Linked DNA regions of Homo sapiens: region 1 is linked to region 2. A link is a loop called in an ENCODE intact Hi-C map of the cell type or tissue named here. Cell type or tissue: mammary epithelial cell. All regions are shown on one strand. Each heading gives the region's core, and the rest is flanking DNA. Links, peaks and the distances in the headings are about the cores only. Region 1 has its middle 34 kb from the start of IGF1R. Region 2 has its middle 99 kb from the start of IGF1R.

Region 1 (11,432 bases), core at 1,366-9,365, 66 kb before region 2:
ATATAGTTTTCCATTGCTTTTAGGAAGCTTACAGTCTCAACTGCTACAGTAAAGCACTTTTTAAAAGCAGAAAACCACCCATCTTGATTCCATTTTAAATAAGAACATGAATAGAACAGGTAAAATCATGCCAGTCACTTGTATTCATTTCACACTGAACACTGAGAAAACATGATTGCATTCTCTGTTCTCCACTGGGAAACTTGAGCATTACTGTCTGGCTGCTGTTGTGCGGTTGTCAGACTTTACGGGCGGGCCCTTGCTGGGAGGAGCACGGAGTTTAGAGTTTTAACTCTGCCACCGACTGCAGTATCTTTTCCTACACACTGAGATACTCCCAGAGAGTTGCTGAGAGTGGTCAAAGGGACCAAGCCTCTGGTGACGATTTCATTATCGCTGAGTTCATTTATTTACATATCGATTGATCTCATTCTTTATTTATAGCTTGTCTGTTATGTAACTGCCCCATAGAGCTGAGATTCTTTTTTGGAATGAGATGTGGAATACTTTAAATGCCTATAAAATCAAATATATATATTCACCACTGTCTGTTTCAGTTTCCAATCTAACCTCTTTAATCAGTTCTGGAAATTTTATTGGCTTATGGTTTAAATTATGGGCTGGAGCCATAATTTAATTGTTTCTTAGGAGGAATAGTTTCAACAGTGGCTAACATTTATTGACCTCTGGGCCCTGGCTGCCAGGTTGGAAAACCGGGATGTATGGTTTTTCTTTTATGTTATCTATGGAAGGGTTAATCCTTCTTTATCATACACTTGATTTTCCAGGTTATTCTTTAGTTTAGTAATTCAATATTCTGGAGTATTCTCTCTCTCTCTTTTGTTACTGCTTCTAGAATGTTCTAAATGGTTCTGTTTAAAGCAATCACTACATTTTATGGTTTTAAAACTCCAACAGATTCAGTGGTTGTTCTGTCCCATTCCTCTGTATTTGAGAATGAAGGTCATCTATATTCTCATTGTGATTCTTTTAGCTGTTATTTTTAGAAGGGACAGGAGCTTTAATGGTTTTCTTGCTATTAATGGTGTGTACTGAATAAGGGTTTCACTTATTTTTAAAGTGTTTACCTTTCTTCTTTTTTTTTTAACCTAACTCCTAAGAAGGGCTAATTTCTTTCTCTCTCAGTATTAATATATTCACTAAATAGTCTCTAGATTTCTGTTTTTTTAAATTGATATCTTGATGGTATTAACAGAGAAGAATTATCATACAGAACCTCTTGCTCAGTCATCTACCCAGAACATTATTTCCAAGTGACCTGACTTCTCCAAAAGAACCTGCAGAAAATGCAAATTTATCTTGAGAAACAACAGATAGTATCCATTACTGTAATTGACCTTGATAACAAAACAGAACTAAATCTTCTTGACTTCTAGAAAGGGAGACATACTTGAGAACTTACTTCATCCTTTGAATCCTATGATCTTAGATTTTAAAAACTCTCTTCTCTTAGGGATGTTTTGATTTCTGAAGTTTGATCTCCCATTACTAATCATTTACACATACTTCTGCTTCTCAGCAACCTCTTGCCACCTGGGTATGTAATACCCTCTCTTCCAGAACTTCTTAGAATTTATAATACAGTTATCTTTTCTTGGAGGGGTGGGGTGGGGGGGAAGAAATAAAATATTTCTTAAACAGACTGGAGGCCGGGCGCGGGGGCTCAGGCCTGTATTCCCAGCACTTGGGGAGGCCGAGGCGGGCGGATCACCTGAGGTCAGGAGCTGGAGACCAGCCTGGCCAACATGGTGAAACCCTGTCTCTACTAAAAATAGAAAAATTAGCCGGGCATGTTGGAGCGCGCCTGCCATCGCAGCTACTCGGGAGGCTGAGGAAGGAGAATTATTTGAACTCAGGAAGCGGAGTTTGCAGTGAGCCGAGATGGTGCCACTGCACTCCAGCCTGGGCGACAGAGCCAGACCCCATTAAACAAAACAAAACAAAACAAAACAAAACAAAACAAAACAAAACAAAACAAAAAAACAGACTGGAAATTGTTTCAACACAGCCACCACTATTACCTGCCTTTCGCCCGGACTTTCACCAGCTTGTTCCTGTGTTTCTCGACCTCCTTCTCAGGAGTGCATCTTGTGAGTGAATTCAACATACCCCGTGCACAGGGCTCAGCAGGACCCACTGCTATGTGTTATCGTGTGCTGTGAAAGAATTGCATCCACCGGCCGGGCGCGGTGGCTCACGCCTGTAATCCCAGCACTTTGTGGGGTGGAGGCGGGCGGATCACGAGGTCAGGAGATGGAGACCATCCTGGCTAACACGGTGAAACCCCGTCTCTACTAAAAATACAAAAAATTAGCCGGGCGTGGTGGCGGGCGCCTGTAGTCCCAGCTACTCGGGAGGCTGAGGCAGGAGAACGGCGTGAACCCGGGAGGAGGAGCTTGCAGTGAGCCGAGATCCCGCCACTGCACTCCAGCCTGGGCGACACAGCGAGACTCCATCTCAAAAATAAAAATAAAAAAAAGGATTGCATCCACCTACCCTCTGGCTCCGGAGTCTTACACATCTGAGTAATACCTGTGTGCACTTTTCTTTTATAAACCCTAAATAAACACACTAGCAAAGGCAATGAGAGTAAGGGCTTCTCTCATGCTTGTAGACACCGCCAATCACCTTGGAGAAGAAAAGAAGGGGGCCCCCTTCAGAAGAACTGTAATTGATCATTTGCAGTTGACACACAACATACAGTGCCAGCACAGGCTGAAGATGGGAAGCTGGATGCCACTGCTAAATATCGCTAGTGTGACAATTTGTATCTCTGCAATAAATAGTGTTATTACTGTAAAGCTGGGCAGGCGTGACATTTCTGACTGCCTCTCCTTTTAAATGGACAATATATAAATAATGACTGTGTGGCATTTAAACATTTCAAAGCATCACATTTTTGTTAATACAAATGTGTGATCAGAGCCATTCATTCCCATAAATACTCTGCCTCACAATCAGAGCATCGGCAGCCACAAGCATGTCCCATCACCCAAGAAAAATGGGACACTGTAAAGTGCTGAGCATTCCAAGGGTAAAAACCAGGTTACTAGGGAAAAAAAAAAAAAAAAAAAAAGCAAAAAGCCAGCACTGTAGACTCTACCATTTAAACAACTCCCTCTACATTTTTCCTAAGATTCAGCAGCAGCATCAACAACAACAAAAATCAGTATTTCCCAGAGTGAGAAACCCTTGAACCAAAAGATGTTTTTTGGAAAAGGGTTCTTTTGGTAAATAAGTTTGGGAAGCACCACAAATTATTATCCTCCTCTTGGAGACCCGTGAACACCCAACATTTATTCCATAAATATGTACTAAGCATTTACCAAAGCCAGGTCTTATTTAGGGGCTCAGGATGAAACAGGAAACAAATCAGACAGAGTCCCAAACCTTCAGGAAATTTACAAGGTTTTTATTGTTGTTGTTTGAGACAGGGTCTGGTTCTGTTGCCCAGGCTGGAGGGCAGTGGCACCATCACAGCTCACTGCAGCCTCGACCTCCAGGGCTCAAGCAATCCTCCTGCTTCAGCCTCTTGAGTAACTGGGATTACAGGTGCACGCCACCACACCCGGCTAATTTTTGTATTTTTGTAGAGATGGGGTTTTGTCACGTTGCCTGGGCTGGTCTCAAACTCCTGGGCTCAAGTGATCTGCCCACCCCAGCCTCCCAAAGTGCTGGGATTAGAGGCATGAGCCACCACATCCGGCCAATTTACAGTTTTAAATGAACATATTTGTTTCCTGTGCGGACTATAACAAATGACCACAAACCTGATGGCTTAAAACAACAGAAATTTGTTCTCTCACAGTTCTGGAGGCCAGAAGTCCGAAGCACACAGGCCAGGTCAAAAGCCAGGGTCCACAGGGCCACGCCCCCTCCCAGGTGCCAGGAGAGTCCCTTCTTCGCCTTCTCCAGCCTCTGGTGGCTGCCAGCATTTCCTGACTTGTGGCCATATTACGCTCATCTCTGCCTCCTCCCCTCCCATCCGTGCCAAATCTTCCGCAGCCTGCCACTCATAACGTATCTTGCAATTTAGGGTCTGCCTGGACAATCCAGGATGATCTCTCTTCTCGATCCCTAATTTAATTACACGCGCAAAGACCCCTTTACCATATGTGGTTCCAAAGATTAGGGCCTGATCTCTTTGGAGATCATTATTATTATTCAGCTGACTACGAGTGGATGCAGCTCTGAATGTCCTGTGGTAATGACTGCTTTTCTGCTTTGACCTTGAAACCTTCTCTTTGAGAAACGCCTGCCATTACCCAGAGAACCCTGGCCCCAAAAATCCACTCTGGAAAGTTCTGGTCGAGGGGCTGTCTGCATTTATAGGAGGAGGGCTGCCCTAGTTGGCTCCTCTCGAGTTTTCTCCACCCCAGTAGGGTTCTATGTAAATTCTCTCCAGCAACCTTGACTATATCACAGTTGTAAGGATAAAACAGAAAACAGAGTTCCCTGGGTCTGGAGAAGCTGCACAAATACAGGTTGGGTGGTCACAGCCCTTCCCAAGCCAGGGTCCCTTCTTTGCCTCCTTTGTCTCTCTGGCTCCAGACACAGAGCCCAGGCCTGTCCCCGTCTTCCCTTGGAAGAGCTGGAACAGGATGGAGGCTTTTTCACAAGGGACTGTCTTAAAAATTAAGAAAAGAAAAAGGACACAGATGATGGAAATAAAGAGTGAGCTCAGGCCAGGTGCGATGGCTCAGGCCAGGTGCGATGGCTCAGGCCAGGTGCGATGGCTCATGCCTGTATTGTGTTCCAGCACTTTGGGAAGCTGAGGAGGGCGGATCACTTGAGGTCAGGAGTTCAAGACTAGCCTGACCAACATGGTGAAATCCCGTCTCTACTAAAAAATATAAAAAATTAGCCGAGTGCGGTGGTGGGTGCCTGTAGTCCCAGCTACTCGGGAGGCTGAGGCAGGAGAATTGCTTGAACCCAGGAGGCAAAGGTTGCAGTGAGCTGAGATCTCGCCACCGCACTCCAGCCTGGGTGACAGAGAGACTCTGTCTCAAAAAAAAAAAAAAAAGAAAAGAGTGAGTTCACAAAGTGCAGGTTACAAAGTCCCTGGTTAGTTGACACCTAGATTCTAGTTTGGCAGCACTTTTTTTTTTTTTTTTTTTGAAACAGAGTCTTGCTCTGTCACCCAGGCTGGCGTGCAGTGGCACGATCTCGGCTCACTGAAAGCTCCACCTCCTGGGTTTACGCCATTCCCCTCGCCTCAGCCTCCTGACTAGCTGGGACTACAGGTGCCCACCACCACACCTGGCTAATTTTTTGTATTTTTAGTAGAGACGGGGTTTCACCGTGTTAGCCAGGATGGTCTTGATCTCCTGACCTCGTGATCCGCCTGCCTTGGCCTCCTAAAGTGCTGGGATTACAGGCATGAGCCACCACGCCTGGCCCAGCAATATTTTTTATTCTGCCTCTGGCCTGGGTCTGCTGTCCCTTGATTTTCCAGCAGGTAGCCTCCCCGCTACTCGTATTCAAGGCCAAACCTCAACTCCATTGTTCCTATTCTGTTTCTGATGCTCTCTGTAAGCCTCTTATTGAGTTCCAGGTTCTGGAAAGAACAAATCAAATGTTCTGTGTTTAGTCATCCGACTAAAATGTGAGGGGCACTCACCACATGCCAGGCCTGTAAAATGCCTTCCCAGTTGCATGCCTGGACAATGTACCTGGCTCCCAGACCTTCCTGAGATAATTGTTTCTTTTTCTTTTTTTTTTTTTTTTTCAGATGGAGTCTCGCTCTGTTGCCCATGCTGGAGTGCAGTGGCACGACCTCGGCTCACTGTAACCTCAGCCTCCTGGGTTCAAGCAATTCTCCTGCCTCAGCCTCCCGAGTAGCTGGGATTACAGGCAAGCGCCACCACACCCACCGAATTTTTGTATTTTTAGTAGAGACGGGGTTTCACCATGTTCACCAGGCTAGTCTTGAACTCCTGACCTCAAGTGATCCACCCGCCTCGGCCACCCAAAGTGTTGGGACTACAAGCGTGAGCCACTGCACCTAGTCAACTCTTTCTTTTCTCTATGAGTGGGGCCTCAACTAAAGAAGCTCATGGAACTTCCAGCCCTCAGAAGCTTCCCCTTCAGGGGAAACGCATCCAACTGTGCAACATGGGATTGAGAACAGTATACTTTTTTTTCTTTTAATAAGGCTTTGAACATTTCATGCAGAATAGAAAGTTTCTCTGGAGTTCATAAAAAAGAAATATTAAGCAAGAAGGAAAGTCTCCTGGAGGTGTCATGGAAGCTTCTAGGTTCTGGTGAGGACATGTGTAAATCATGATATTCTAGCTTAGTCAGATGGCCAGGGGGAGGGCAACCCCAGTGGCTGATAAGGCTTGAGCTCGCACATCACTGAGGCATTGTAAAGCACTAAGGCCTGAAGTCTGAATGTCCCGGTGGCATTTCTCAAAAGTGCTGTGACCCTTTCTTTTTTTTTCTTTTGAGATGGAGTCTCGTTCTGTCACCCAGGCTGGAGTGCAGTGGCATAATCTCGGCTCACTGTAACCTCCGCCTCCTGAGTTCAAGCAGTTCTCCTGCCTCAGCCTTCCAAGGAGCTGGGATTACAGGTGCCCACCACCACGCCCAGCTAATTTTTGTACTTTTTTAAGTAGAGATGGGGTTTCCTCTTGTTGGCCAGGCTGGTCTCAAACTTCTGATCTCAAGTGATCTGGCCACCTCGGCCTCCCAAAGTGCTGGGATTACAGGCGTGAGCCACCATGCCCAGCCTGCTGTGACCCTTTCAACAGAGCTGACATCAAGTTCTTTCTTGCGTGGGATCATCCATGCCATTGTCTCCCAGGGGCTGCCCCTTGATGGGGAGTTTATAATTTAAAATATTGATGGTATATTATTATATAATTGATAATATTATATAATGGAAGTAATAAATAATATATAATTAATAACATGTTGATGAGGCCGGGCATGGTGGCTCATGCCTGCAATCCTAGCACTTTGGGAGGCTGAGGTAGATGAATCACCTGAGGTCAGGAGTTTGAGAGCAGCCTGGTCAACATGGCGAAACCCCTTCTCTACTGAAAAAAAAAAAAAAGAAAAAAATTAGCTGGGTGTGGTGGCGGGCGTCTGTAATCCCAGCTACTCAGGAAGCTGAAACAGGAGAATCGCCTGAACGAGGGAGGAAGAGGTTGCAGTGAGCCGAGATCATGCCACTGCACTCCAGCCTGGGAAACAGAGTAAGACTCTATCTCAAAATAATAATAATAATAAGTTGATGATAAATATCAACGATAATGTTAATATAAGATTGATAACTGATATATTGGTAAAGAGGTCCAGGCATTGCCCTGGCTGCCATGATACTGCAATCGACCCAGCAGACAGTCTTCAAGGAACCGGCATTGTAATGTCACGACACAAATAATAAGCATGTAAATAAGCAAACGATTTGGCACCTTCTCCTTTATCCTCCAAGCCTGGTAAAGTAAATCCTCACCCTGGGCCCCTCCTCAATGGGAAGTGCCATGCAACTGGTGGCCAGGACTCCAAGGAGAACAGAAGATAGAGTGAAAACAGGAAATGAAGTTGTGGTTGCAGCAAAGCTGTCTCTTGCTGCATGGTGGCTGACTAGCTGCAAAGTACTTTCACTTGTCCCAGTTCATGGAAGCCTCCCAAGAACCCTGAGAGAAAACCATCATCCCGTGTGTTATCGTCCATTTCAGAGGTAAGGTCTCAAGGCTCAAGCTTGCTCAAGGTTACACAGAGCCTGCACTTGAACTGAGGTCCTTTCTTCATTTGATATTGTTCCCACTGAACTCACTCAAAAGGGCGGAGACAGAGCCCTGCGAGATGATTACTTCCAGTCCCAGGAACCAAGGGCATGCTCCAGAAGAAAGCTGCTTCTACACAGAATTCCATTTCTCAGAATGTGTTTTGCTGGGAAGGGGAGTTGAAAATTCTCATTCTGGCCAGGTGCAGTAGTTCACACCTGTAATCCCAGCACTTTGGGAGGCTGAGGTGGGAGGTCAGGGGTTCGAGACCAGCTTGGCCAACATGGTGAAACCCCCATTTCTACTAAAAATACAAAAATTAGCTGGGCATGGTGGCGCATGCCTGTAATCCCAACTACTTGGGAGGCTGAGGCAGGAGAATCGCTTGAACCCAGGAGGCAGAGGTTGCAGTGAGCCAAGATGCCACTGCACTCCAGCCTGGGCGACAAGAGCGAGACTCGGTCTCAAAAAAAAAAAGGAAAAAAAAGAAAATTCCCATTCTGCAGGTTCCACTCCTCCACCCACCTCATCACAGCCTTCAGAGTAGGTGCTTGGTGAGATGTCAGCCAGGACCATTTCCACCTGATATGATTCCAGCTCTGAAGGAGGCAGGAGAAATCCACAACCACTCTTAGACTGAGCAATGGGGATTTTACACCTGTTTTTCAAAATATCATGTGCACTCCCACTGGTGGACAGGGAGCATGAAACCTTTGTTGACACAGCTGTGGACAATTCTCCTTGAAATAGAGACCTGTTCATTGTTTACAGGGCAATAGTCAATAGTGTACTTAAATACTATTTTTGAATCTACAAGATATATTGGCAGATAATAACATTTTCTTCCTCTTCCATTGACCAAGCAATAATAAAAGGGTCACAGGCGGGGCACGGTGGCTCATGCCTATAATCCCAGCACTTTGGGAGGCCAAGACAGGTGGATTGCTCGAGGTCAGGAGTTTGAGACCAGGCTGGGCAACATGGAAAAACCTTGTCTCTACCAAAATAATAATAATAATCAGCCAAGTCTGGTGGTGCACCTGTAGTCCCAGCTACTCCAGAGGTTGAGGTAGGAGGATCACTGGAGCCCAGGAAATCAAGGATGCAGTTGGTTGTGTTGGCACCATTGCACTCCAGCCTAGGGTGACAAAGTGAGACCCTGTCTCAAAAAAAAAAAAAAAAAAAAAGTTCATCAATTACAGTCCAATAAAAACAGTCACCAATAAGAGTCCAATAAAGTTATTTAGGGGATGAGTAACTTTACAACGGGCTGATAGTTGGTGTTTATCATGCTCTCAGATCACACTAGTGGACTGATTAACACTTGCTCCTTCCCCTCTCTATCCAGCAGAGAAATTTTGAGAGAAGCATAAAGTCCAAGAGGGAAAATGAATTTTCAGTTAGTCTAGCTGGAGGAATTTTGGGGCATTCATGCAGACACCCAGTGGAGTTAGTCTGTCCACACATAATAGACCTCTCTTGCTGGAGCTTGTGCCTGGAGTTCCCCAGCCCCTTTCGACATCCCCTGGGTAGGCGTCTGGGGTGAGCACGCCCGGGTTCTTGCTTAACCTTCAACAGAGGCCTTGCCCAAGGTCAGACAGGGCCCAGGTAGCCAATATTTCTGGGATGCTGGGAGCTGAAGATACCAAGGTAGATTACTTGCTGGGGAACAGATCTCAAATAGGAAGCAGTCACATCATGACTATTTGCTTTACTGAACTATGAGACAAGAACAGAACTATCCTGATAAGCAATAAAATGTCTCCCCAGGCTGAGCGTGGTGGCTCACGCCTGTAATCCCAGCACTTTGGGAGGCCAAGGTGGGTGGATCACCTGAGGTCAGGAGTTCAAGACCAGCCTGGCTAACATGGTGAAACCCCGTTTCTACTAAAAATACAAAAAATTAGCCGGGTGTGTGGCACATGCCTATAATCTCAGCTACCCAGGAGGCTGAGGCAGGAGAATTGCTTGAACCCGGGAGGTAAAGGTTGCAGTGAGCTGAGATCACGCCATTGTACTCCAGCTTGGGCAACAACAGCGAAACTCTGTCTCAAAAACAAAAAAGTCTCCCCTTTCTCCCTTTCTCTTCCTTTGCCCTCTCTTTTCCATTGACTTTCTTTTAGATAAATGCTTTATTTTTGTGAAATGATACCTGCTCACAGAAAAATATTCAAAAAACGTTGAAAAGTACAAAGGAAAAAAGCCTAAATTGCTTGAATTCTAATCACCTGAAGGGTAACTACTGTTAACCTTTTTGTGGCAGAATGTGTGTGTGTGTGTGTGTGTGTGTGTGTGTGTGTGTGTGTGTGTGTGTGTGACTTTTAAGGCTTTAACAACAGGCCGGGCGCGGTGGCTCATGCCTGTAATCCCAGCACTTTGGGAGGCCAAGGTGGGCAGATCACCTTAGGTCAGGAGTTCAAGACCAGCCTGGCCAACATGGTGAAACCCCATCTCTACTAAAAATACAAAAATTAACCGGCCGTGGTGGCTTGCGCGCCTATCTTCCCAGCTACCTGGGAGGCTGAGGTGGGAGAATCACTTGAATCCAGGAGGCGGAGGTTGCAGTGAGCCGAGATCGCACCACTGCACTCCAGCCTGGGTGACAGAGCGAGACACTGTCTCAAAAACAAAACAAAATAAAGCTTTAACAGAGCATAGCACACCTGCAGCAAAGTGCACAAATCATCCGTGTGCTGCTGGATGCACACTTCTGTGTACAGCAAATTGAAAACCGCCGTAGAGCCAGCACCCACAGGGTGCCCCCTCCACGAATACATACCCCCCAACCACGAACGCTAACTTATTTATCACCTCTGGGAACACTTTGGTGGATGTCCTCTCAGACTTTTATGAAACACCTGTGATCTTAAAAACAAATCTGGTAACGACCATGCTCTCCCAAAATCAGAACTGTAAAAACAGCCCACATACCACAACTTAATTGGCATTCCTGCCTATATGACTCATTCCGCAAAACTCCACCGGGAGTCAACGTGCTCCTGAATCCTGGTCCACAGCCTGGCTGCCTGCTGGAGCCAGCTGGGGAGCTTTAAAACTGGTGGTGCCTGGGCCCCACCTCCAGTGTGGCTGACTTAACTGGTCCAGGTGGGACCTGGCATTTGTGTAGATGTATCTCTTATCTCCCCAGGGGATCCTAATGTGATACCAAGGGGAGCACCTCTGCTCTGAGGTCGTTTTTTACTACACGAATGCACTGCAAGTAGGACTGTGAGGTGCTGTCCCAACTGACTTGACTCCACAGAGACCACTGTGAGGCCAGATAGAGACCATCATCCACTCTTGCCAGTGTGAACGCTGGGGCTCAGGAGGTCGTGGTTCTATGCCTGGACTGCACAGTGTTGGTGGGAGGTGCACATCCTGCCTAGAGCCCAGGCCTTTTCAGCCTTGGCCCAGGTCATGGGTACAGGCCAATGGATGGAACAGAGGCAGCCCAAGCCCGAGGAAGTGTTCCACCGTCATGGCCTCATCATCTGGGGGTGAGGCTGAGTGGGCTGGGCTTGTCCAGGGAGCACAGCCTCTTGGGTTTCACAGGTAGGAATCCAAGCTGGCACAGAAATGTGCCTGAACATCCACAGAATAATTCTGGAAAAACAGGCAGGAGACTGAGAGGGCAACCTGTTTCCCTCTAGAAAGGTGACACAGGTGGAGAGGGCTCAA
Region 2 (11,432 bases), core at 2,202-10,201:
AATGATGGGCCTGCTCTCACCTCCCAGTGCCTTTCCCTCCACCTCAATGATAACACTCCTTCAACCACTCGCCATGGTCCTGAGGACAGAACTTCAGCTCCCCTGCAGGGCACAGTTTACAAGACCTCCCACAACCCAGCATCTGTTTATTTTCCCAGCCTTATCACTTGGCAAACCAAATTGACTTACTTATCTATTCTGTGAAACAAGATAAGCTTTCCTTCTCTCCCTTGCTCAGGCAGCCTTCTCCCCACACTCAATCACTAGGGCAGAAACAGTTGGTCGCTTCCCAGTAGTTCCCCTTCTTCTTCAGTAAGGACACTGACTTCTATAATACCTGGACACCTTGCCATGCAGTCAAAGACCTCATACCCTAGCCTTCCTTGCAGCTATGTAGAACAATGTGATATGTTTTGGTCAATGAGGAAAGTATGGCACATCAAAAGGCCTCCTTAAAAGGCGAGGGCTTCTCTTCCTTCCCTTCTATGTTTATGCTGCCTGGAATGAGGCTGTTGCAGCTGGAGCTCCTGCAACCATCTTAGACCAAGAGGTCATGTGGAGATGGAGCCACACCTGGCAGTGCAACAAGATGGCAGGACCTTATGTTGCCGATGCACAGAGAGCCTCAAATCACGTCTGGTCTTTATATGTGAAAGAAATGAGCTTCTACCTTGTTTCAGCAATTATTCATTTAGGTCTTGGCTATTTGTAAACAAGCAAGATCTTAACTTACATAGAGTGTTTTCAAGCACTTTTTTTTTTTTGAGACAGAGTCTTACTCCGTTGCCCAGGCTGGAGTACAGTGGTGCAATCTTGGCTCACTGCAACCTCCACCTCCCAGGTTCAAGTGATTCTCATGCCTCAGCCTCCTGAACAGCTAGGATTACAGGCATGCGCCACCACACCCGGCTAATTTTTATGTGTGTGTGTGTGTGTGTGTGTGTGTGTGTGTGTGTGTGTGTGTGTGTGTTTAAGAGACAAATGTTTCACCATGTTGGCCAGGCTGGTCTTGAACTCCTGGCCTCAAGTGATCTGCCTGCCTCAGTCTCCCAAAGTGCTGGGATTACAGGTGTGCACCACCACACCTGGCCTCAAGCACCATTTAAACTGATTGGCCTATTCTGTCTGCCTAACTCCCGTTTTTCCTGTAATGCTCAGCCGAGGTGTTGCTTGCACTCGGAAGCCATTCTGGCCTTCCAGAGGCAGTTCAGTTGTCCCTCTCCTCTGGCTTCCATAGCCCCTGGCCCTTCTTATTATGCTCCATTAAGGATAAAGTCTGTCCATATTTTGGCACCATCACCAGATTCCCACAAAAAAGGCCCTTCTCTGACTTCCCTCTGTATGCCCAGCACCAGGAATTGGGGCTGGCACAATGGGTTCTCAGTGTGTTTGCTAGATAAGGAAATGTGTTTAACACCCAAGCATTAACCCAAGAGGAACAATCTCACTGCAACTTTGAAAGGGCACCAAGAGAGCAATTATTTCAATTTTATATCAACTCCGCCTCCTAGAAGGGATCTGTAAACGACAGGTCTGGATATATTACATACATCAATAATTGTCAGAGAAACAATCAAAATCTCACTTGCAATCTCAAGAAGCGTGAGCCATGCTCTTGAATTTGTAAAAGGTTAGATAAATCAAAATCTTTCTCTTACAGTACCTGAGGACATGCTAAAAATTTACCAACCCAGAAGGAAAATATCAAGAAGATGAAAGACAATAAGTGACTGCTCTATGACAACAACTTGAAAAAACCCAGAATAAATGTGCAGACTAGTAAGTATATTGATTTAAAACAGATTTCTACCTAGTTACAGATGCCACCTACCTGAAGACACATTAGACACGCACATCTCAGTATGCTTGATTGGATTTAAAAACCATGCCTGGGGTTTCATCATCCAAAGAGTTACGGGAATCACAGTAGAAATTCAAAATCTTAAAGACCATTTGGCTCAAAGATGGGGGGTGGGGATTAAAAATATTATGAGCAATTATGAAATAAAACTGAAGGCTGAATTAGTCAGGTTGGAGAGATGGAAAACAAATTAATGTGGAAAAGACACAAATTCTGAGAATTAAAAGCAACAAGCCAAACTTGTTCTGTGTATCACTACAACAACTTAAGCCACAGATATCACTGCTTCTTAGAGTAAGAGGGATCCCACTTGAAATTGTCCGTTGACACTGACAATTGCAGTCGGATTACAAGGAAAAGAAGTTTTTCTTCCTTACAGGATTTCAGCATCAATGTCAGGAACATGAGTGAATGCCGCACATGTGGGCCTAAATTGTGATATTTTAATGCGCCTAAACTCTGATGAAATCATGGAAGGCATAGCAGCAGGGAACTAAACCCCTGGGAAGCCATTAGCAATTTACCATCTCATTTCTTGTGGGAATGTGAATGCCACGAACCCACGTACTCAAGCACCCACGATGGTGCTCAGGGCCACACCAGGAGGTTCTGTATTTCCAATTTACCCACCCGGATCCTTCCATTGCTTTCCCTTCCTCCCCCATCCCTTTTACTCCTGGGACTCTCCCAGCAGCAGAGGTCTCTCAGGGGGGTTAATGAGAGAGGCTGCAAAGGTATGAGTAACAGTCTGTTTCCTGAAAATACAGACAAAGCAGTTTCAGCACTAATATCATCTGTTTAGGAGCTCAGAGGGAGCAATATTAAACTCTAGACTGAAGTTTCAAAGATTCTTTAGTTTTCAGAGTATTTGCCCTCGGGGCAGCAGTAATAACGTATACAACATCTGTCCCTGGCCTGTGACATTTGAAAACACCAGTTTTGGAAACCAGGAGAGGCCAGGCGCGGTAGCTCATGCCTGTAATCCCAGCACTTTCAGAGGCCGAGGCGGGCGGATCACCTGAGGTCAGTAGTTCAAGACCAGCCTGGCCAACATGGGGAAACCCTGTCTCTACTAAAACTACAAAAAGTAGCCGGGTGTGGTGGTGGGTGCCTGTAATCCCAGCTACTTGGGAGGCTGAGGCAGGAAGAACTGCTTTGAATCCAGAAGGCGGAGGTTGCGGTGAGCCAAGATCGCGCCACTGCACTCCAGACTAGGCAACAGAGCAGACTCCGTCTCATAAATAAATACCAGGAGAGACTGAGTCACACCACTCAGGGTATGCATTTCACAAAAAACTCCAAAGTGGCATCTTGAATCCTCCTGGTTCTTGGGCTGATTGTTACTTCCATCAGCCTCATAAACAACCACAAAGTTCAACCCACTGCATCTGTTTGGACTAATTAAGAGCAAATGCTTCTCACTTGAGAAGCTTGAGCCCTAAGTGCCATGAGTATATATATTTTAAAGAAACATTCCCTACTCATTAGGGCAGTGGAAAAAAAATCAATCTGGATGAGAAATGAGGGATCCTGCTAATGAGCACAGTGGCTTTGACCATTAATAATAATAGCAATACTATGACACATATGGAAGTCTGATCTGAATTATGTGGTTTTTATACATCCTATATAATTTTCACAACATTGCAGCAAGATGGACTTTAATCCCATTCCACAGATTGGGAAGTGGGGAAAAGAAGGTTACAGAGCTAGCTAGAGGTGGAGGCTGGGGTCTGACCCTATCCAGAGTTACACCTGCTTGCCTGGATGTCAGCCTTCCCAGTTCACCACACAAATCCACCGACCTTGCTGCCCCCATCATTTGTTTCTCACCTATTAGATGAGGTTTTTGCTTGGCCAGTCTCTGAAGTCACCTGCTGCTATAAAATGCTCAATTTCAAGTTGCTGGAGTGAGCAAACCTTGGTTACTAATCGGAGGTTTTCCTGTAGTTGCTTCATCACGCACAGGTATAGATGTTACAATTTATAATGAACATGTTTGTTGTTTGTAAATGTGTGCTTCTGTGTCCGGAATTGGTGGGTTCTTGGTCTGACTTCAACAATGAAGCCACGGACCCTCCCGTTGTTACAGTTCTTAAAGGCGGCGTGTTCAGAGTTTGTCCCCTCTGATATTCGGATGTGTTCGGAGTTTCTTCCTTCTGGTGGGTTCGTGATCTTGTTACATCAGGAGGGAAGCTGCAGACCTTCGCGGTGAGTGTTACAGCTCTTTAGGCGGCATGTCTGGAGTTGCTCGTTTCTCCCGATGGGTTTGTGGTCTCACTGGCTTCAGGAATGAAGCTGCACACCTTCACGGTGTTACATCTCATAAAAGCAGCATGAACCCAAACAGAAAGCAGCAACAACACTTACTGCAAAGAGCGAAAGACCAAAGCCTTGCACACCCTAGAAACATACCCCACTGATTACCACTACTACCTCGCGCAGCCTGCGTTTCTTCTCTTATCTGCCCCACCCACATGCTGCTGATTGGTCCATTTTACAGAGAGCCGATTGGTCCATTTTACAGAGAGCTGATTGGTCCATTTTGACAGAGAGCTGATTGGTCCATTTTGACAGGGTGCTGATTGGTGCATTTACAATCCCCGAGCTAGACACAAAAGTTCTCCACCTCCCCAGTAGATTACCTAGATACAGAGTGTGGACACAAAGGTTCTCCAAGTCCCCACCAGAGTAGCTAGATACAGTGTTGATTGGTGCATTCACAAACCCTGAGCTAGACACAGGGTGCTGATTGGTGTGTTTACAAACCTTGAGCTAGATACAGAGTGCTGATTGGTGTATTTACAATCCCTTAGCTAGACATAAAGGTTCTCCATCCCCACCAGACTCAGGAGCCCAGCTGGCTTTACCCAGTGGATCCTGCACGGAGGCCGCAGGTGGAGCTGCCTGCCAGTCCTGTGCAGTGTGCCCGTACTCCTCAGCCGTTGGGTGGTCGATGGGCCTGGGCGCTGTGGAGCAGGGGGTGGCACTCTTCGGGGAGGCTCGCGCCATGCAGGAGCCCATGGCAGGCGGGGTGGAGTCTCAGGCATGGCGGGCTGCAGGTCCCGAGCCCTGCCCTGCAGGGAGGCAGCTAAGGCCCGGTGAGAAGTCGAGCACAGCAGCTGCTGGCCCATGTGCTAAGCCCCTCACTGCCTGGGGCCGGTGGGGCCGGCTGGCCGCTCTGAGTGCGGGCCCGCCAAGCCCACGCCCACCCAGAACTCGCGCTGGCCCGCAAGCACCTCCCGCAGCCCCGGTTCCCGCCTGCGCCTCCCCCTCCAAACCTCCCCGCAAGCTGAGGGAGCCGGCTCTGACCTTGGCCAGCCCAGAAAGGGGCTCCCACAGTGCAGCGGCGGGCTGAAGGGCTCCTCAAGCGTGGCCAGAGTGGGCACCAAGGCCGAGGAGGCGCCGAGAGCGAGCAAGGGCTGTGAGGGCTGCCAGCACGCTGTCACCTCTCACTTCTAAACTGCCAGAGAATCCCTGAGAGGAGGCTGGTCTTCCTGACATTCTGTTCACACTATTAATTTGTTTTGCAAACCTTTTTAATGGAAGGAGAATTATATAAACCACCACCCTGCTCCTGTGTATACTATTCCACAGCATCAGCATCACTTGATAACTTGTAGAAATGCACCTTCCTCGCTGGGTGTGGTGGCTCATGTCTATAATGAGGGAGGCCGAGGCAGGAGGATGGCTTGAGCCCAGGAGGTGGAGGCTGCAGTGAGCCATGACTCCACCACTGGACTCCAGCCTGGGCGACAGAAGGAGACCCTGCCTCTAAAAAGAAAGAAAGAAATACACATTTCTGGGGCCCAATCTAGAGCGATCGAACATAATTCTGGGCGTCGGGCTCAGCGCTCTGAGTTTTGACAACCCCCCTACGCCCAGCTCATTTGAGAATGCCGGTCTGAGATGACTGATTCCCAGCTTGGAACATTTGAGTTACTGAGGTGATTGATTCTAAGAGTCAGCTGGAGCCAGGACTAGCAGACTGGGAATACATTCGTTTAACAATGGAATACCATTTTCAAATCATCATGCATTTCTTTTCTGGGTGCCATCTCCTGTGCAGGGGAGGACTGGAAAGACAGGGAAATTCTGGTAGCCTTGGGAAGGCAGAAGGGTGGGGCTTGGCTGGCCAGGGGACGGGCGCGGAGGGGGAGGGAAGAAGAGGAGGAAGCCGCGGGGCCTCACAACCCATCTGGTTGGAAACGTCCTGCAGTGCCGCCCGAGCCGCAGGAACCGGAGCCAATTACAAGTTTATATAATAGAGTCAGTCTCCCCGGGCCTCCCCTCTCCGCCCCACCCCTGCCGGCTTTGGGGATGGGGGAGGAAACGCTTTCCGTGAAATACAGGCTGGATCTAGGACGGAGGATGCCTTTTCTGGATTGACAACTAGGGGCCAGTCCTGAGTGTGAGAAACTCCTGGGGTCCTGTTTTGGGATCCGGACACCTCGGGCGCCGCGCAGGCCTCCTTGTGCCTCGGGAGCGGCCCCGCCTACGGAACGGGACCTGGAAGGGAGGTGTCCGGGTCGAGCGTTCGCGCTGCTCCCCGCCGCACGGTGTGAGCTCGCCGGGTTTATGTAACGCCTGCCCTTCGCGGAGGACCGTGTCATGTCCGAATCGCGGAGGACGGAGGAGGCGGGGGCCTGGGCCGCGACGCCCGCCCACGTGACCGTCAGATGACTGGGGTCTAAGTTTGCACGAGCTCCTTTACCGTAACGCTGAAGGCTCCTCATCAACATCGGCTCTTAGTCATCCCCGAGTGACATTTGATATGAGCAACAGCTCAGGACGGGGAAATGGCAACGCGGATGCTGATGGAGACGAGGAACGGCTGCTGCGACCGCCTCTGATTTGGGCTGGAACGGGAGTTTATGCGGAGTCAAGGAAACCCACCGCGAAGGGTGCCAGGGAAGACCAGGGCACTTTTCTAGACAAAGAATCTTAGATTCTTTGGGGCTAGATGCAGAGAGTCCGGGAGAAACTGTTCACCGGGTGCCAGGCAGGCGGCTGACCACGCAAGCCACGCTTCAGATTTGTGGGTTGGTTTTAGAAGTCACATGAGGTCTGCCTGGACGCCCCTCCCGATCACGTCAATTATCTGTCACAACTTCTCTGTGCGCCCCAGGGACCAGCCCCATGCCCCCAGCGGGGGAGTTGGTTACAGCTGCAGAATCCCGGCCCCACCCCGCCTCCAGAGCACGAGCCTGCGCTAGAAGGATATCACCAGGGGATGGGGGGGAATGCGAGGGGGGCGGGGAGGTGGTCACGGATGCAGAGGCTGTCCTGGCTGCTGAGGCAAAAAGCCCGTCCCAAGCCCTGCATGGGCTCCTACTGCACTTCAGGATTTGGGGGAATGCAGAATCGTGGTCTTTGAGTTTTCATTAATTCAATAAAGATTTCTCAAAAGCCTAAATTCTAGACCCAAGACAGTGGGAATTAAACAGGGCTGAATATGACGCTATTGGCTATACCAGGACCACGCCTGAGCATTGCATGCACGCTCCAGCTATGCATAACTTATTTATTTTAAAAGAAGGAAGGAAGAGAGGGAGGGAAACAAGGTGTTTCTTAAGAGTAGAGGAGGGGAGAGGCAACTTGTTGCTTTCACTGGCAACAGTTAACTCCATAAGCAATTTCCTCACTTAAAAGAAAAACAAATGAAGTAGAGTGGTAGGCTTTTGAAAGGAGGAGCAGAGAGCTCCGGTGAGTGGAAACCTAGCTTTTATTCACCTTAGGGCCTTGTTAAAACACATTTGCCTTGAGATAAAAGGGTTTCTTTTGGGACGATCCCAAAATGACTTTGCTTGATTCAATTAAGCAAGACCTAACGAAAGAGAATTCCAGCTTAAGATACGCATCATCTCACCAGGTGAGTTGTAAATACATTCTGACCAGGTTTCAGAGGCAAGCTCTTGAAAATTTAATCTATTTAAAAACTGCATATCCTTGCCACAAATTGCTTTGAAGAAGATCGCTGAGCTGATTGCATGCTGAGATAATTATTCTGTATCACCACTTAGGGAACAAGATTTTTTGATAAATACTACAGTGTCAGTCTTTGTTAATGACTTGGGAGGGGAAGGAAAGGATTCGATATAGCTGAGGCTGGTTTTATTTTCTTGCCTCTTTCCCATGAACGCAGGCTGTGGGAAGCAGGTAGAGTCTTGGTTTATGAACTCTGAACGCTATTGAGTAACCTATTCACCTGTCAAATCCCTAATCCCCGCATGAAGGTGTACAGATGGTATTGGAGTAGAACACGAAACTGAGAGGTGAAGCCAGCCGGACTTCTGGGTCGGGTGGCAACTTGGAGAACTTTTATATCTTACAAGAGGATTGTAAAACGCACCAATGGGCGCTCTGTAGCTAGCTAGAGGTTTGTAAAATGCACCGATCAGTGCTCTGTAAAAATGCACCAATAGGCGCTCTGTAGCTAGAGGTTTGTAAAATGGACCAATCAGCACTCTGTAAAATGGACCAATCAGCAGGACATGGGCGGGGACAGATAAGGGAATAAAAGCTGGCTACCCCCCAGCCAGCAGAGGCAACCTGCTTGGGTCCCGTTGCATGTTGTGGGATATCTGTTCTTTTGCTCTTCACATTAAGTCTTGCGGCTGCTCACTGTTTGGGTCTGTGCCATCTGTAAGGGCTGTGACACTCACTGTGAAGGTCTGCGGTTCCATTCTTGAAGGCAGCGAGACCAGGAACCCACCAGAAGGAACAAACCCCAGACACAAAACCAGTCTCCACCTGCGCAGGGCCCTGCCTGTGCCTTACCTGCTTCCCCTCCTGGAGACTCCCACCTGTGAATGGATAGATGGTAGTGTGTTGCTGGGTGCTGATGGGGGAAAGCCCTAGCCTGTACCCCCGTTATGGATAATATGGAAGTCAGGGTTCTCAGGTGCTGGTGAGCCAGGCCTCCCCACATCCTACGTATGACAGCACAGGCTCATTTCTCAGTGCTCTGCCCCACTGAGCCTGGATGTGACCTCAGAGGAGTCCTTAGCACTGTGATTAATCTCTTCATGCTTTTCTTCCTTTTTTTTTTAGACAGGGTCTCTCTCTGTCATCCAGGCTGGAGTACAGTGGCACCACTGTAGCTCACTGCAACCTCCGCCTCCTGAGGTCAAGTGATTCTCCCACCTCAGCCTCCCTAGTAGCTGGACTACAGGCGTACACCATCACACCCAGCTAATTTGTGTATTTTTTGGTAGAGACAGGGTTTCGCCACGTTGCCCAGGCTGATATCCCAACTCCTGGCATCAAGAGATCTGCCTGCCTCAGCCTCCCAAATTGCTGGGATTACAGGCATGAACCACTGTGCCTGGCCTCATTCTTTCAATAACTTAATAAATACTTATTAGGAATCTATTCTATACAAGTCGCTGATAACATAGAAGAAAAGAGAAAGAAAGAAATATAGATGGATGAATGGTGCATAGAAATAATACAAAGCACTAGGACAATGGTTAGTGGTTGGGAGGAGTAACTTTAGATATTGTAGTCAAGGAAAGCCTCTCTGAGGAGGTAACATGAGGAAGAGTTATTTCAAAAGCCAGAGGGGAAAGCCAGGCCCAAACAAAACAACAAAACAGGCCGGGTGCGGTGGTTCACACCTATAATCCCAGCACTTTGGGACGCCCAGGTGGGCAGATCACAAGGTCAGGAGTTTCAGACCAGCCTGGCCAATAAGGTGAAACCCTGTCTCTACTAAAAATACAAAAATTAGCCAGGCATGGTGGCGTGTTCCTGTAGTCCCAGCTACTCAGGAGGCTGAGGCAGGAGAATCACTTGAACCCAGGAGGCAGAGGTTGCAGTGAGCCGAGATCATGCCACTGCACTCCAGCCTGGGTGACAGAGCAAGATTCCATCTCAAAAACAAAAACAACCAAAACAACAACAACAACAACAAAAACTGTGTGTGCAAAGGCCCTGAGGCAGGAATGAACCTAACATGATCAAAAACCTGGCTCAGAACATGGACCCAGTGAACCACTTTGGACACTTGATGGGCATTTGATGGGTTGCCTCCGTGTGATCTCTAATTCTTGATGACTAGGCTGAAGTGGGAGCTGGACTCATAGGTGTGTAGACGGGGGTCTGTAGTCCCATGTGGCTATTCATTCTCACCGAGGCAGCATTTCTGGTGAAGTTATAGCTGGATGGTATTTCATGGTCAACTTTAGTTTTAATGGGAGGTATGTGAGGAAGCAATATAGTATAATGGCTAGAATCAGAAGATCTTGATTGAGATCATAGCTCTTCTTACTGGTTTTCTGACCATGGACAAATAGTTTACATACCTTATACCTCAGTTTTCCCTTGGAAGTAATGATAAAACTATCTGTCTCACGGGGCAAAAAACAAATCACTGAATGGCTAAATCACCAAACAATTCACCAAACTTAGCAATTTACCAAAGCCTTGCATTAAACCAGTTTTTAGATATTTTAAATGAATATGAATATTCTTCAAAATATACGTACTTATTATGTATTTGATATACATTAAGAATATTTAGAAATGTAAAGCATGTTTGTAGCTCATTAATATATTCTTCATGAATATTACAGTTTAATAAAGGGAGTGTTAGAAAATAATCTCTATATGCTTAAATTATTTTTTAGCAATAATCATAACAAAATTAATAACAAAAATAGAAAATAAATGCAAACACTGGAAATTTCCTTATATTGAATCTTTACATAATCTTGTCAATAAAATGAATAAAAATAAGTTATCATGCAAAAAAAGGGAAAAAACTCAATCCAGCTATTCAATCAGTTTTATATTTACTAAAGATTAAACGTTGATATTTTGGTTACAGTCTCATGTAATATTATTTTATGTAAGTGTTCAGTAACTAGTAAGTGAATTTTAATAAAACCAAATTGTGTAAAAGGTAGAGTTTAGTCAATTACTAATGTAACAATTTTTTAAAATTTGTCCTTTAGTTTTGTTTTGTTTTGTTTTGTTTTGTTTTGAGACAGAGTCTCGCTCTGTTGCCCAGGCTGGAGTGCAGTGGCACTATCTCTGCTCACTGCAAGCTTTGCCTCCCAGGTTCACACCATTCTACTGCCTCAGCCTCCTGAGTAGCTGGGATTACAGGCGCCCACCACCACATCCGGCTAATTTTTTGTATTTCTTAATAGAGATGGGGTTTCACTGTGTTAGCCAGGGTGGTCGCAATCTCCTGACCTCATGATCCGCCTGCCTTGGCCTCCCAAAGTGCTGGGATTACAGGAGTGAGCCACTGTGCCCGGCCTTGTCCTTTAGTTTAAAACCAACAACAATTAGAAGAAAAGAATAAACTTAAGTGTCAAATTTAGTCAAATATTTTATGCATGGACTAAAATTTGCATTCATCAAACAAAAATATTACACCTTGTACTTCTCACTGTTTCACTGTTTCAAATTTTAAAACACAAATCAAAACTCACACAGTTACATAGAGTGAGAGAATTGAGCTACATCAAATTCTGTTTTCTTTCTCCATTATCAGTGTGCTATCAGTGTTTACTTTGATTCTACACTTTAAAGGCAGCAGGCATAAATAGTATCACAGGGC

The links. Hi-C counts contacts between places; a loop is a spot of excess contacts. Peaks named below come from ENCODE experiments on the same cell type or tissue, not always from the same donor. Only the 100,000 strongest peaks of a DNase experiment are listed, where the experiment ranks them.
Region 1: it touches region 2 in a loop (4-fold over the local background); 2 of 110 quality-filtered maps call a loop at or near these places.

Annotation. Positions count from the first base shown.
Region 1 is chr15:98,609,068-98,620,499 of GRCh38, reverse strand. No RefSeq gene overlaps it. Among named protein-coding and RNA genes, the nearest start is that of IGF1R, 34 kb to the left of the region's middle. In mammary epithelial cell, for the core only: no CTCF peak of the experiment used is centred there; a DNase peak (open chromatin) is centred at 5,639.
Region 2 is chr15:98,543,456-98,554,887 of GRCh38, reverse strand. No RefSeq gene overlaps it. Among named protein-coding and RNA genes, the nearest start is that of IGF1R, 99 kb to the left of the region's middle. In mammary epithelial cell, for the core only: a CTCF peak has its summit at 6,271; DNase peaks (open chromatin) are centred at 6,217 and 6,367; H3K4me3 peaks cover 1,248 bases.